2 separate regions of the Homo sapiens genome follow, and region 2 is linked to region 1. A link is a loop called in an ENCODE intact Hi-C map of the cell type or tissue named here. Cell type or tissue: mammary epithelial cell. All regions are shown on one strand. Links, peaks and the distances in the headings refer to the core of each region. The heading gives the core; the rest is flanking DNA. Region 1 overlaps ENTPD3 (ectonucleoside triphosphate diphosphohydrolase 3). Region 2 has its middle 29 kb from the start of EIF1B.

Evidence for each region. Peaks named below come from ENCODE experiments on the same cell type or tissue, not always from the same donor. Only the 100,000 strongest peaks of a DNase experiment are listed, where the experiment ranks them.
Region 2: a loop joins it to region 1, with 6 times the contacts of the local background. A loop is called at or near these places in 2 of 110 quality-filtered maps.

The regions. Positions count from the first base shown.
Region 1 is chr3:40,413,974-40,422,314 of GRCh38, reverse strand. ENTPD3 (ectonucleoside triphosphate diphosphohydrolase 3) reads right to left here. Exons shown (of 11, transcript NM_001248.4): 6 at 7,475-7,634; 7 at 6,242-6,475. The region is part of intron 2 of ENTPD3-AS1 (ENTPD3, EIF1B and MYRIP antisense RNA 1); the gene reads left to right. Among named protein-coding and RNA genes, the nearest start is that of ENTPD3, 31 kb to the right of the region's middle. RefSeq lists a silencer at 3,996-4,196. In mammary epithelial cell, for the core only: no CTCF peak of the experiment used is centred there; a DNase peak (open chromatin) is centred at 3,954; H3K27ac peaks cover 278 bases.
Region 2 is chr3:40,334,055-40,342,395 of GRCh38, reverse strand. No RefSeq gene overlaps it. Among named protein-coding and RNA genes, the nearest start is that of EIF1B, 29 kb to the right of the region's middle. RefSeq lists an enhancer at 4,684-4,733. In mammary epithelial cell, for the core only: no CTCF peak of the experiment used is centred there; a DNase peak (open chromatin) is centred at 5,035.

The sequences.
Region 1 (8,341 bases), core at 168-8,167:
TAGAAACCACTTTTTTTGTGGAGAGCCAAGTATTTCCCTTTTGCAAATTCTATCACTACCCTCCAATGCCAAGAGAGAAACAAAAAATACCATTCTGTGTCAGCATGTCTTTGATCACAGGTTGTCTAGATAATTCAAGTAGGGGTGGGAAAAGGGTGTGTGTGTGTGTGTGTGTGTGTGACAATTACCTCGTACCAGGCATAGCGCTAGGCTCTCTCTCACATTATCTGATCCAGCTCTTATGATAGCCCTATGAACCAGGTTTTATGAACTTCACTTGGTGAGAAAATGGATATATATAATGTATCATTTTAAGTAGAATATCACCCATCCATCTAGCAAAATAATCCAAAAGGTACAAATAAACATATGAAAGTGAAGTCTCCTTCTCATCCACTTGCAGCCATCAGGCCTTTTTCTGGAAACAATCACTATTGCCAGTTTTTGTGTATCCTTCCAAAGATCTGGCATGCACATGCAAATATATATATTTTCTCCCATGCTTTTCTTTTTTTAAAGCCATAAATGGTAGCACTTTATATACCCCATTCTACCCGTTGCTTTTCTCACTTAAAATTATATATCTTTGAGATCTTTCCATTCATTGTACTTATACAGTGGCCTATTTTTTTAGTAGCTGCATAGTATTCCACTGTACAAATAAACCATACTTTATTTAAGGAATATCATCTAGATGAACATTGAGGTGGTTCCCAATCATTTTGCCATTACAAACAAATATCCTTGTCACATATAAATCTTTTATCCATTGAAATTTATTTGATTTAAAGACTCAGAGACTTGGCTTTACTTTTTCCATATGACTATTCAATCTTTAATCTACTGGTGCAAAATACTCTATTTTATGCTAAAGTCCTGAATGTTGTTGATTCAATTTATGAACTCTCTTTTCTAAGGAATTGGATTTGAACTATGTTCAACTTAAGCCACTAAGGCATACTGCTTCCCCTACAGTAAAATCTTTTCTTTTGGCTGGGTGTGATGGCTCACATCTGTAATCCCAGCACTTTAGGAGGCTGAGGCAGGCAGATCATTTGAGGTCAGGAGTTTGAGACCAGCCTGGGCAACATGGTGAAACCCCGTCTTTCCTAAAAATACAAAAATTAGCCAGGCGTGGTGGCACGCACCTGTAGTCCCAGCTACTCAGGAGGCTGAGGCAGGAGAACCACTTGAACCCGGGAGGCGGAGGTTGCAGCAAACCGAGATTGCACCATTACACTCCAGCCTGGGTGACAAAGCAAGACTCCGTCTCAAAAAAAAAAAAAAAATTTAAATTAATTAATTATTATTATTTTTTGTTTTGTAGAGGTGGGGTCTCCCTGTGTTACCCAGGTTGGTCTCAAACTCCTGGGCACAAGAGATTCTCCTGCCTTAGCCTCCCAAAGTGCTAGGATTACAGGTGTGAGCCACTGCACCTGGCCACCCTACAGTAAAATCTTGACTCAGACATTTAGCCCAACCCTTTCATTTTACTGATGAGGAAACTGAGGTACATATTCAAGTAATGCAATTATTTAACAAAGGTCAGTGACAAGATTCTGCAAAAATCCTATAAAAGCTTAATATTCATCAAATATAACCCAAATGAGTGTTTTCCAGAAAAATCTTCATATGACTGAGAAGGAGGCAAACAGGCCCCTTTCTGCCTCTATGGTATGAAAAAAATCTATGATTTTCAAAAATTGTTACATATAATCTATAGCATATCATACTTGGGTCACCCTATGGCTGAAATATTGGTTGAAAGAAAAAATATGCGGGGCGTGGTGGCTCACACGTGTAATTCCAGCACTTTGGGAGGCCAAGGCGGGCGGATCACGAGGTCAGGAGATCGAGGCCATCCTGGCTAACACAGTGAAACCCCATCTCTACTAAAAAAAAATAGAAAAAATTAGCTGGGCATGGTGGCGGGCACCTGTAGTCCCAGCTACTCGGGAGGCTGAGGTAGGAGAATGGCGTGAACCCGAGAGGCAGAGCTTGCAGTGAGCCAAGATCACACCACTGCACTCCAGCCTGGGTGACAGAGCAAGACTCCATCTCCAAAAAAAAAAAGAAAAAAAGAAAAAAGAAAAAAAAATCAAACTAATCAATTGGCTATTTAGTATCTACTTCCAAATCTGATTTGTACTTTTTTTCTTTTCTAGTATAGTCTGAAGGGAGATTTATACTTTTAAAATGATTAAAACTATAAATTATTTCTGGCTTGGCCCAGAGAAGAAACAAGATAACATAAATTATTTCTGACTTAGTACATAGGAAAAGCTTAGTAAGTATTAGTTCTTTTCTTTTTTTGTGTGTTTGAATTTTTGTTATGGCATTCTTTAAGTATAATTTGCCAATGTGCCAAGTTCAGGCATTCAACATTCAACAGTCTTCACCGAGCTTAGTGTTTGCAGGGCACTGTCATGAAAAAGTCAGTCAATGGGCTCGAGGGAGAAAAGTCCACTAGAAAACTACAGCATAATCTGATCTTAGAGTAAAACTGGTTAAAACTGGAAAAAACAATGATAGAAACTATTCTTGATAGTGATAGAAAGCTTAAAAAATATACACAAAGAAAATACATTTAACAACAGAGGTACAGAACCAATGATGAAAACTATACATTTTATTGAAGGATACAAGCCAAGAATTAAATAAATGGAAATACATTGTATAATTCTGGATAGAAATTGTTGATGTCACTAATAAGCACATTTTAACCAAATTAATATATGAATCAATGTGATTGCAATCACAATCTCAACAAAAAACTTCCTTTTTTGTTACTGCTTCAAATGACTTTGAAGTTCAAAATAAACCTCTGAGAGTAGAAAAATAGACTTTTGCAAGTAGAACAACATGATATTGGCCCCAAAATAGAAAAATGAATGTATAGAACAGAAAATCCAGAAACAGATCCTCATTATCTAAGTACTTATTATTAGAATGTTTTGGAATTCCTGAAGCTTATTTCAAAAAGTCATCACAACATGGGTGGTAATCTGAATGGTTCTAATTTTGTTGGAAGATTACCTATTTGTTCATTTAAATAAAAAAATACACCTGTCCTTTGAACCTGTCCTACAGAAATAAAATCGCTAAGATTATATGAGTAAGAAGGCTTATTATATTATTGTTGTAGCAACAAAACAGGACATAGCCTGATGTCCATGAGGGAGGGTATGATTGATAAATTATGGGATAGTAAATAGTAAAGAAAATAAGTTAATATACTGACCTGGAAAGTGTAGAAGAACAACATATTAAGCTTTGACCAGTGATGGCATTCAGTAAATGGGATTGGAAGGAGGATCTTTCATTTTGACTTTAACACTCTTTCTATGGTTTTAAATTTTTACAATAAGAATGTACTTTCTTTCATAATCGAATGGTCAATTTTTTTTCTTTTTAAGTTATGGCACTTGGAATATTATGCTCTCATAAAAAATCGTATTTTAAAAGGACATTAACAACACAGGAAAATGATCATAATATATGGTTAGGTAAAATAAAAGGTAAATATAAAATTATATATACCATATGAAGCCAAGTTTTTACACATTCATACATTTAAAAAATGGAAGAAAATGCAATAGTATGTTAATAGTGGTTAATTCTGTTTTTAAATAAATCCTTTATAGTTTTTGGTGTGCATCTCCTAAATGTTTTTCACTGAACATATATTACATTAAAAACAGAAGAAAAATTTCTTACTTAAAAAGGGAAAGATAGAAAGTGAATGCACATTCCTAATATCTAACATGTTGTCAGAGTGAGACTTCAGCTCTAAGGTGACTGGAGACTTATTGATAAGAAAGTAACTTGCAAAGTACATATCCAGCTATCATTCTCACCACACTACGTAGTTCCTTATATTACAGATGAGGAAACAAGATCCAGACTGATGGAATTTACTCAGTCAGTGTTTACAATGCAATAATTTGTGTGAACCTTCCAAGTCAGGGCTTGGCAATACATATTTGACCTATGAAACTGTTGGTCAGGTGAGTCTTGACATGAATTTGTCAGTAATCCTCATCTCATCTGGGTCTCTCCTCTTGCATGAGTCAGAAGCCTCTGAGGGCAGAGCCACCCTATCAGGCATCTAGAGGTTACCATGCAAATTGAAGACATGTGTCCCTGTCCCTGTGAGCTGACTGTGAGAGGCTGGGTGCTCACTTCTCCATGGCCAGTGCTGGGCTCACATTTGGAGACTGGCATTCTCAAGCCTAAATCAGACCTCAGAAAGGTGAAGTATTTACTTCTTCTCTGTGGACTGCTGGATACATAGATAATCATTCTTTAGTAAACATTGTATGAGTACAAAAACACACAGAGGCACGCAGACAGACAGAAACACACACATTCCATAGGGCCAGCCAAATTTAAAAGATTAGCCTCTCTGATCCTCACTCACCCTGGAAAAAGGAGGATTTCACCTGAGCCTCCACATTCTACCCCTGCTAGGGTCAGAGCTGGAGCAAAGGACATTAGGCATTGCTAGAGGTAAAAGGAGCTGGAGAAAAGAGGATTTTCCAGAGCTTCTCTCCCAGAAAGAAAGAAGCATGTTGGTTGAACTACTTTGATGAGCAAGTGGGGATGAGTGGTGAGTATTGAGATCCCCTGATAGGGAGGGTTGATTGAGTTACCTGTAGGGTTTGGTTTGGCTGACTGGGCAGGGAGGTGGAAGTTGGGATGGGAGCCATGGAAGGTGACATGGTTTGGCTTTGTCTCATGTAAAATTGTAATCCCAGTGTTGGAGGAGGGGCCTGGTGGGAGGTGATTGGGGCATGGGGGTGGATTTCCCCCTTGCTGTTCTCATGATAGTGAGTGAGTTGTCAGGAGATCTGGTTGTTTAAAATTGTATGGCACCTTCCGCTTCACTCTCTCTCTTCCTCCTATTCCCCCATGTAAGAAGGGCTTGCTTCCGCTTCGCCTTCTACTATGATTTTAAGTTTCCTGAAGCCTCCCTAGAAGCAGAAACCTGTACAGCTCACAGAACCATGAACCAATTAAACAAACCTCTTTTCTTTATAAATTACCCAGTTTCAGGTATTTCTTTATAGTAGTGTGAGCATGGATTACTACAGAAGGGTAGTTGAGGGCTGTCTGCAGGGTTCTCACATCTGTCCTTTCCAGGCAGTGCTCAGACTCTCCTGACAATAAATGTCCCATGCATGTGTCCTGGGGCCTCAGCCATTTCTGGGAGGATTGGGGAGATGTTTGGGGGAGGGGCCAGAACTGGAAGCTGAGTTCCCACAACCTACCCTGCATGAACACTGGGTAAATGCAGGGGTCTGAAGTTGTGAGTCCTGCTGAAGATGCACTTTTGTGATCCCTTCAACTCCTCTGCAGGATAGAGTCTGTTCCTGTCTTCAGTTATCAGAGTAGGTTGGACGAACGTGGGTTAACCTACTGAAGTTGTGTCCATTTTGTTCATAGGCTGATTCCCCTGCCTTTGAGTCCCATAAGAAGCCAGGATCTGTGGCTTCTGATTTCCTCATACCCCTCTAGGCAGTCAAGGCCCATCCTCTCAGCCACCCAGCCATGGCTAAGATTGATGTCCCCTGAGCACTGGTGTTTGGGTCTGGGGTCTCACCTGTGGAGTTAGTGCCCTCATGAACACACACTGCATAATGTTGAGTTTAATATTAGCAATAGCTTTCTAGCTGATGCCTGAATTAGCCTTCTGGGCCCTGGAACACTTATCAAATGAATTACTGATCAACATGATGGAATGTGGTTGCTCTAAAGTTCTGCCATATAAGGGTATCAAGTCTGCCTAATATAGACCCATCTAAAAGGAGGCTGAGCCTGGGAAGGGCTCTGCCCTCTCCCCCTTCAGCACACATTTCTCTTGTGACCACTAATATTATTTTGTCTACACCCAGGGGAGTCTCAAAATTCTCAGGCTTATTTAGCTCCTGGTTTAAAACAGTTTGTGTCCATAAAGGGATTCCAGGTCTTGAGTCATTTACAAAACAACTGAAGCTCTGGAACTTCCCTAGACTTCTTACTCAAATTTACTGGAAGTGGGCAACATGAGAGGGAGACGGAGGGGAAGAAAGAGACAGAGAGGAAAGGGACTTGGACCCCCAGGAGTAAATTGGAAAATGCTGTTATTTCCATCTACCTTTCAATTGAAGTGGAGAGGACAGACCCCAGAAGGCAGGGCATTCTCCCCTCAGCTCAAACCCTCAAGAGAACACCTGCCACCCCCTACCCCCGACTCAAGTACCTGCAGGAGCATTGCCAGAAACTTCTTCTCAGCCTCATTCCGGCCATAGCACTGGAAGCTGTGTGTGTAGAGCGTGTATACGTAGCCATACAGGGACACCTGCATGATGTCGCTGGTGTTCAGATCCATCTTCTCTCCTGCCACGAAGGATATTTGGGTGGAGGCACCACCTAAGTCCAGGGCACCCGTGGTTTCCACTCCATGCGGGTGCACCCACATGTGCCACAGGTTCTTCTGCACAGTGGGAAAAGGAAGTGAGAAAGAAAGCCAAAGGCACCATCTCTGTTTGCCCAGAGTTCTCCACCCAAGCCTCGTCTCCTATTACTAAGAAGTAGGACAGAGGGAGCATGTGAGGCCAATTCTTTCCTTTTCTTTTAGAGGTGGTGAATTAAAATGCTTACAGGAACTGGGCAGGTAACATAGGTAAGTAATAAATGAGTGAAGTAGATTAGGTGTATAATAGGGACTGGTGGGTCTGTGGCAAACTGGAGAGTCCATGATTTACACTCTGTTCCTGTTACCGTGCAGGAATGTGAGTCTACTGTGACCAGTTCCTCCGATTTTTGGGAGGAGTGAGGAGGTCAGAAGAAGCTAGAAGTATGGATTTTTATGTGAAATTTCCCAAATGTTAATTGTTGGTAATTATTTAAAAATTTAAAATACATTTGAAGGTGAACAAAATAGGTCTTGGGCTGGATATGCTCTGAGTAACTCCTGTTTTGTGCCCCCTGTAACATGGCAGTTGTCTCTTGGAGTCAACTTTCCTCTGCACCAAGGGAGCAGGGAGTGCAGGGATTGGACTGTGAGGAGACCTGGGAACACAGAGTGAAGACCTCCTCCTGTCTCTGGGGACTTAGGGATACAGACTTCCTGAGGGCTTTGTACATTTCAGATGGTCATGGAGCCTCTCTGAAGGGTTATTCTTCAACTGCCCTCCCAAAGACCCATAGCCTAGTGTTAAATTTAGATCCCACCCCCTTCAATTTCTTACAAGCTAGTAAAGTGACAAGATTCCCTCCCTCCCTAGCATTTAGTCCTGTTTATGACCATGTTTTCTCCCCAGCTATATATGTCTTTCTTAGCTATTGTCTCATAGGTATTTCCCTAATGCGTTACATGGTAGGAGTGATACAGGGCAGATATCCCTGATGGCATGTACCTCTACTTAGGCTATCACTCACAGGGGATAGGATAAACAGTAAGATTAAAAACCATGCATTTGTTTGCACACACCTCCAGGAAATTTCCCATTAAATAGTTGGCTGTAATCCATCCATATACCCCTTCTTCTTGCCCAGAAATGATTTGAGCACCCCTAAAGTCAAAGGGCTGGGACTTGAAGTAGCTTTGGATGCTTTCAAGGACTTCATTAGCTGCTGTTTCATTTTGCAACCTGTACAAGGCACAGAACAAACAAGTCTGAGTGCCCAGACAATACAGTCTTAAAATACATAGTCTCACTCAGGTGAAAATGCAAACTTCACCGTCTCCCTGCTGGTGGGGATGAATGATTTTCCAGATGTGTGCTGTACACCACAATCCCTTTTGCAAGTTGAAGCCTTCTGGGGCAACTGTGAAGGCAGGATGCACTTGTTACCTGTCAAACTGCCAAGCAGGAAAATTGCTTTCAGCATAAGTACAATTTGTTCTCCCCACCCATCTCATCTGTTCATGTATCAAAAGAGCCTCCTATTTAACTGCCATTGCTCTGTCTTAGATCAGCAGAGGAAAGGGGATTGATGAAGTCATAAGAGTGGCATAAATAATCTCTTGGAGGCACCATATGAAGGAACCCTCATCTGACCAGACGGAAAGGGAGCTTAGTAGGAAGGGGGAAAGGAAGAACATTGAGTTTTTAGCTGTTTTTGCTTCACTCTTTGGGAGGGCTTCAGCATGAAGGGATATGACAGTCATCATGGCTGTCACTGGATTGAAAAACCATTGGTGTGCTGACTCTTAGAGGAGTGGCAACACAGCATTCTATCCCTGGTGACAGAATGTTATGGCGTCCATCTGCTGCCATTTTACCCTATGAAAGAAAGCTCACTTGGGAGATTATTTCATCTTTCATCCATGGGTAGAAAGCCAGGGGCACTGGCT
Region 2 (8,341 bases), core at 121-8,120, 80 kb after region 1:
GTATTTTTCAGGATGATGAACTTTCAAGTTATTTTCCTGCACTGGAATCTCCTAGCATGGCAAAGTAGTGCAAATGAATATGATAGAAAAGCAAGGTCATGTTAGTGTAGACAGTAAGCTGTATGTGTATGTGTGTTCACACACACGTGTGTGGGTATTCATTTCAGTTCCTCAACACAAAATCTAGCTGGGCCATTTCTCACAGTGGATGCAGACCTCCAACCTGACTTCAGGGCATCTGCTGACTCTGGGTCCCAAGGCTTCCAGTTCTTCCCTCCCTACATGAGTCGGTTGATGTTCCACATCTTCATAATTCCCGTAAAGTTATTGAGGTCAACAAAACTGCAATTCCTAATAAACAAGTCCATCTTAAAATAGAAGCATAAGACTTTGAGCAATACTGCTCATTTTTTATCTGAAATGGATGTCCTAATAGACATAATCTTTTGTCCATTACAGACAAATTAGATTTGGAGTTTTCAACTCCTATTTTATTCAGTTACAGGCTTTCAGTTACAAATGATTAGTGGCTGTAATTGTCCTGATTTCACCAGATAATGCTTCCATTTTTAGGAAGCAAAGGTTTCCTGGTAGATGTGGCACTCTCCAGTTGCTAAGCACAATTTACAGCATTCAGCTCATTCTCTTAATGTTTCTGACAAACCCCAGGCATTGTTGAGAAAGATTCAGCTTACAATGTGGCTTTAATTTATTATAATAATAATATTATTATTATTTGTTTTTTGGCCTAAAATGGTCACCAAGGTACTAGAGCAGTCTTTTTTTTTTTTTTTTTTTTGAGATGGAGTTTCACTCCATCTCCCAGGCTGGAGTGCAGTATACAGTGGTGCGATCTCGGCTCACTGCAACCTCCACCTCCCAGGTTCAAGCGATTCTCCTGCCTCATCCTCCCTAGTAGCTGGAATTACAGACATGTGCCACCACGCCCGGCTAATTTTTGTATTTTTAATAGAGATGGGTGGGGTCTCACCATGTTGGCCAAGCTGGTCTTGAACTCCCGACCTCAAATGACCCACCCACCTTGGCCTCGCAGAGTGCTGGGATTACAGGCATGAGCCATGATGGCCTAGGGAAGTCTTAAAGAGAGTTTATATTTATCTCCCTATATTACTATAATTGCTATTATTTTGCTTTCTGGTCATATCACTTAAGTAATTGAATAACTGGAAAACAAATTGAGTAAAAGCTGCTATCCAATACATAGACAGAAATTATACATTACCTAATGAAAAATGTGACCAACATCATCTTCTCTGTAGTGAGATTGTGGTGTCCCACCAAAATGCCTTTCCCAAGGCCAGTGGACCCACCCAGTTGCTGAGAGTGTTGGTGACTGATGGCTTACAGCTGCCCCCATCACAGAATTGCCCTGGCAGAACAGGAGCCATCTGGCCTGGAATATTTCACCCTCAGCCCATCCAGGGCAGCCCACAGCCATTGAGTGACTGACATTGGGGCACACAAGGTCCACCCTCTTGCCTCAAGCTGGGACTAACCCTGTAGTACAATTCATGCTCAGAGCTTCCCATGAGATAGGCAGAGGCTGACACCAGCTGAGCCCAATTTCGTGCTTAGCTCTTCTCCCTCCATCCTATTTCTTTTTCTCACCTTTCTTCTAAGAACACTCCCTCCATAAATCATATGTATCTAATCCTTGTCATCTCAGTCTCTGCCTGGAGGCAATCTGGCCTATGACATTCCCTGCACCAATTGTTGTGTGGGAATTCATGAAGAAGACAGGGACTAGTCTGGCTAGAATCATAAAAAAGTATATTGCCCTTAAAATGCAAACTCTATGAGGGCAGAGAGAGTGTCTATTTTGCTCATCAGTGTTCCTAGCACTCAGCACTTAGCACAATGCATGGCACATAACAGATGCTCAAGAGGTGTCTTAGTTCAGGCTGCTATAATGAATCACCATAGACTGACTTATAAAGAACAGAAATTCATTTCTCACAGTTCTGGAAGCTAGAAGTCCAAGGTCAAGGAGCTAGCAGATTCAGGATTATCTGGTGAGGGCTGGTGTCTTGATTCATAGATGATATCTTCTCACTGTGTCCCCACATGGCAGAAGCGATATGGGAGCCCTTTGGAATCTCTTTTGTAAGGGTGCCAATCCCATTCGTGAGGGTTCCACCCTCATGACCTAATCACCCCTCAAATGCCCCCACCTCCTAATACTATCAAATTGGGAATTGGGATTTCAACACATGAATTTTGGGGTGGGGAGACACAAGCATTCAGTCTATAGCAAGAGACATCATGAGATCAAGCTATGTGGTATCTCAGGTCAAGATTTATGGAGTCACTTTGATAAAGATGCACAGTATAGGACCCTCTGTGATAGAATATCTTGTTTTTGTCTATCCTGAAATTTTAGCTTTTATTCTGGGCAACCACCCCTCTCTGTCTTTTGGTTCAGCTGGGGCTGACCTTACCCCAGTCACTGCCTAACAGTGAAGACAATACTGAGGAAGGCAGAGCTGAGGGCATCATTTGAGCTCCTAGATTCAGGTGTGACTGAAGACAGCTATAACTGTGAATCTTTAGTTTAATGAACATATAAACTGTCTTGTTATGCTTAAGTTAATTTGTGTTGTGTTTCTGGCACATGTGATCAAAACAGTCTGGACTAATAATACATGCTTCTATCTACATTGCAAAATATTTTCTCATTCAACCTACCCCCATCCCTGTAACTAACAGCCTACATCCCAAACAGCTGGGGAGGAGAGAAGACAGCTTACCTATGAAACCTGATTTTTCCTGCTGAATGAGAGATACTTACGCAGGGGAGGGTGCATGTCTTCAGGTATTTTATCTGATGATATCTGCATCTTTGAGCAGTATCTGAAAACCCCTTGTCCAGTTCAAAATATTCTACTTGACCTCTGGGACCAGAAAATACTGCACAGAATCCTAAAGCAAACTTTCTTATGTTTACCTCAGAGAAAAAGAAGTAGGAGTTATATGGAATGTGCTTAGGTAGATTTGGTTTAAATTGCTAAATAGATCAAGAAAAGGAAAATCACCCCCAAAACATAAAAACCTAGAACTGGTCATCGAGATTTGGCCATAAAAAAGCTTTAATGAACTTTTCTTCCTAAGTAAGATAAACTAGTGGAGCCAACTCCATTTAGCTTCCCACTAGAGTAAGGCTTAGGAGACAATACAGTGAAAGAGCCACAACCCCACAATTCTAATATGTCAGCCACAGCCCACTGAGTTCCCACATGGATCCAACAACTGAACATGAAGAACAGGGTGGCAGCAGTTTCATTACAGGAAAAGAGGGGTATCAAGGTACCGTCCTCTTCACACTACGTACATTGTTCGTTATAACAAGAGTCCTGTGGTGGAAAAACAGACTGGGTAGAGAAAGTTGGTGCCACTGATTCTTTCTTTGGCTTCTTTGCACTAACACTCAAATGCCTGGCTTCTTCTCCCTTTTTAGTTGAGTGCTTAATGTATTAAACTATGTGGAAGTACAAAGGAGCGTGTTAGTGACCATTTCTTTGGCCCAGATTTCGCTAAAGAAATCAGAAATGCCTTCTAGAACAATCTGGTTTGTCTCAACTCCATTTGAATATCTTCTTTTAAGGCCTGTGCTATCAAAAAATGCTTTGATTTCCTGTAAAGTTGCCTGATAGACTCAGTGGAAAGGTTTTTGTTTTGCTTTTAAAGTAAACGAGAGAAATTGATTCCAGGTCGAGTTAAAGAAGGGCTTCATTAAGGAATCAAGTGATTTTCAGGGGTGAGTTATAGAGTGATGAATATTCCTTAATAATTGAGTCTCAGAGGCCAGGCGCGGTGGCTTATGCCTGTAATCCCAGCACTTTGGGAGGCTGAGGTGGACGGATCACCTGAGGTCAGGAGTTCGAGACCAGCCTGGCCAACATGGTGAAATCCTGTCTCTACTAAAAATATAAAAATTAGCTGGCCATGGTGGCACACACCTGTAGTCCCAGCTACTCAGGAGGCTGAGGCAGAAGTGCTTGAACCCAGGAGGCAGAGGTTGCAGTGAGCCGAGATTGCGCCACTGCACTCTAGCCTGTGTGACAGAGCAAGATGCCATCTCAAATAATAATAATAATTGAGTCTAAGAACTTATTGTGAAGATTTGACCAGAAAAGTGACAAAAATGGCTATCTGTGGGAAAGTTCTAATACACATGTTTTGGTTAAAAAATATTAGAAACAACCTAAATGTTCATAAATGATGATGAATGGACAAACAAATTGTGGTATATCCATATAATGGAATATTATTCAGAAATAATAGGAGAAAGGAAGGATGTATACGTGCACAAAGTGGATAAACCTCAAAAGCCAGGCACAAAAGGTCACATATTGCATGATTCTATTTATATGAAATACCCAGAATAGATCAATTCATAGAGACAGAAAACAGATTGCTGGTTGCTAGGCACTGGAAGGAAGGGTATGGGGAGTAACTGCCTAATGGGTATGGGGTTTCCCTTTGGGGCAATGAAATGTTTTGAAACTAGATAGATGCAGTGGTTGTACAATATTGTGACTATTAAATGCCGCTGAACTGTTTCCTTTAAACGGCTCATGTTATGATATGTGAATTTTATCTCAACAAAAACAACAAATGACAAGAAAGGGTATCCCTACGTCTATTATCAACCCTCTTAAGGAGCACGGCAGGGACAGGTGTATTTCCTGGGCTTAGTGCTGCAGTTGGAGCTTCTATCCCAGGCGTCATCCAGTCTGGGTAGGAGGAGCCTCTGGTTTGTGGTGTGATCAACCTTGATAGCCCTCCTTGGATCCCTGTTCTGAGCAAAGCTGCCTGGCCCCATGGCCCACTACCAGCAGTTTCCATCTATTCCTTGCCCTGAACAACTCCCAACATGGTATCCACTAATTTGTTGCCAATCTCCAGAATCACAAGCCTCAAAAATTAACAAAGATGGGGTGGGGATGACAGTTCGAGGAAAAGAAATGTAAAGTCGTCAGAGGCCAGTGACTAAGAATAACTCACTGAATGCTTTCACACACTTTCATACACTAATTGTGAGAATGTAAATTGACTCAACAATTCTAGAAAGCAATTGAGCAATGTGTTTCCAAAGCCTTTAAAATGATCATATCCTTTGACCTAATTATTGCTCATCTATACATTTATTCTTAGGAAAGAGATGTTAATTAGACAAAGAATCAGCTACGTGGAGGTTCATTCAGTGTTATTTATAATAGCAGAAAATTAGAGACAATCTAAAGCCCCCCAAAAGGGCAATATTGTGATATATCCATGAAATGCAATACTGCTTTGGTTCTCTAGCAATGATCACTTACTATCTCTCACGGAATTTGTGATCAGGAACTTAGGCAGCAGGGAGTAAGGCCTATTTCTACTCTGTAATGCCTGGGGCTTTAAGTGGAAGACCTAAAGTCTGCTATCTTGGAAGACTTGTTTGCTCACGTGTTGGCAGATGCTGATATGAGCTAGAGGCCCAAGTGGGTCAGTCAGCTGGAACATTCACATATGGCCTTTCCATATAGACCTGACTTCCTCACAAATGTGGTTTGGTTCCAAAGGCAAAAAACAAAAAGTAAAAAACAGAGCCATGTTGTCTTTATGAACTAGCCTTGGAAGGCACACAGCATCACTTATGCCACATTCTATTGACTGTGGCAGTTACAAAAGTCTGGCCAGGTTCAAAGGGAGGAAACAGAGACCTCACTTCTTGATGGAAGCACGTGAATGTCACACTGTAAGAAGAGCATGTGGATGGCAGATATGTGGATGTGGGTATATTTGGAAAATACGGTGTGACTGTAACTAGTCATATCTTAAAACAATATCTAATGGTGTGGAAAAATGTCCATTATATGTTACAAAATTAAAAAGTCAGTTTACAAAGCAGTATGTATAGTATAAGCCCACTTTGAATGAAAAACATATAGTCACAAATACTAACAGTGGTTCTGTTAGGGAAACAGGAGCCCAGGAGAGCCACAGTAACATAATTTTAATATCAGCTCCCTCTTGGGACTAACAAGACACATTCCTTGTGGGTCATGACACATAGTCATAAGATATTCACCATTGAGGAAACAGTTTAAAGATACCTGCAAGGACACACTCCTACAACAATGGAAAGTCCAGATGTCCCAATACCCATGACCATATATGCTTTCAAGATAATTATGCTTTGATGTAATTGCACACTAAAATGTCAAGGATCGTTTTATTTTTTATTTTTCTTTCTTTCTCTTTTTTTAGAGACAGGGTCTCACTATATTGCCCAGGCTGGTCTCAAACTCCTGGGCTCAACCGATCCTCCTGCCTTGGCCTATCAAAGTGCTGGGATTATAGAAGGATAGTTTTCTTTAACTAAACAGAGTAATAAATTTTGCTATGCTGTCAGCCCACCTGCATGTAGACATACCTTAGCTTAGCTTTTACATAGACTAGACCCTATATAAGTAAAACTTCAAAAAAAAGACAAGGCAGTCTTCTTCTTGCTTTCTGAGGATGCCCTACTCTGTAACTGAGTAGCTTTCAATAAACTATCTCTTCTCACTGCACTCTGCGATGTGCCTTGAATTCCTTCTTGTGTGAGATCTAAGAACCCTCTCTTGGGGCCTGGAATCAATATCCCTTTTCCAGCAACAGTTCTTTCTAGGATGTGGAATAACAGGAAATGTTTAATTTCATCTTTATTATTTTCTATATTTTCCAACATTTCCAAAATAAACACATATTAATTTTATAATTAGATAATAAAATAAAAATAAAAATACCTAGTCAATTTTTTTTTTTGAGACAGAGTTTCACTCTGTTGCCCAGGCTGGAGTGCAGTGGTGCAATCTCGGCTCACTGCAACCGCCGCCTCTGGGATTCAAGCCATTCTCCTGCCTCAGCCTCCCAAGTAGCTGGGATTACAGGCATGTGCCATCATGCCTAGATAATTTTTATATTTTTAGTAGAGATGGGGTCTCACCATGTTGGCCAAGCTGGTCTTGAACTCCTGACCTCAAATGATTCACCTGCCTTGGCCTCCCAAAGTGCTGGGATTACGGGAGTGAGCTACCATGCCCGAAAATTTTTTTTTTTTTTTTTAATGAGCTGCTCTGCCTTAGGATACTTTAGAGATTCTTTACCTTAGTGTGTCATGTATCTTCTGCCCCACATTTCAGAGAATGGTAGGCTTTCCTCATGTTGAAGGCCAATCCCACAGCTAGCCCGCCTGTTCTTGCCTTCGCTGAGGGACTTTACTCAATTGGTTACTCCCTGTCTCTCCACTGTCTTCATCCTGTTCTTTAATCCTTGATCTTGCCTCCTGGTTTAAAGGTATTTTTGAGTGCCCAAACTTTAAGAATTAAAATATTTATTTCACTTCAATATCTACTACTCTATCTCTGCTCTGGAAAGAATCATCTATACTGGCTTTCTCTATTTTCTCACTTCCAATTCTTTTCTCAGCTCTCCACAATATGCTTTCTGGCCTCACTACTCAATTTAAACTGCCCTGGGAAGGGTCAACAGTGGCTGCTGGATTATTAAATCCAGTGGAACCAGAGGTCACAAACTGGGGTCTGTGGGCATGCTCTTGTCCATGGATGGATTTCTCTTGGGCTTCATAGTGCTTTCAAATTTTTGAGTTGATTTCAACATTCAAAAATTGGGAAAGTCCATATAAAAATGCAGAATTCCAGCATCTCTTTAAAAATTGGAAGCTCTAACAATACTGGCCCCACCTTCTTGCATGGAAACAGCCTCTTGAGTAGACTAGTAGCTACCTCCCAAAGAGGATACCTGCTCTCCAGGGCCCCTTAGGCCCCACTTGGGTTTGGCCTTAGATATTTGATCACATTGGCTTTTGGCTTATGGATATTTGAGTTTTAGGCCTTCACGTTTATTAAAGTTAACTTGTGTCATTATCATCAAGGTTAAGACTAAAATTGTGTCTTCGTTAGTGTTCCTCCAAAAGCTGACACTGAGACTAGGATTGGGTGCAAGTAGTTTATCTGAAAAGTGATTCCTAAAAGCTTGGTGAGAGAGAAGGGAAGTGAGTCAGAGAAGAATGAAAGCCAATACAAGGTGAATTAATGAGCTGGAGGCTAGGGCAGTCACCTGGGGCTCCCTCCTGGGGGACCTTCTGAGAGACATTCTGAGAGAAGAAGTGGAACCAATAGTTGAGGAAGCTGGGGTGTTTGTCCACCAGCTCCTGTCCCTCATTGGAACCACTCCTGGAGCATTAACTCCCTGGCACTTCCGGGCAGTCCTGCTGACTTGCCGCACATGCCCACAGCCAGAGAATGGCCTGTCAGAGACATGCAGATGTGTAGGG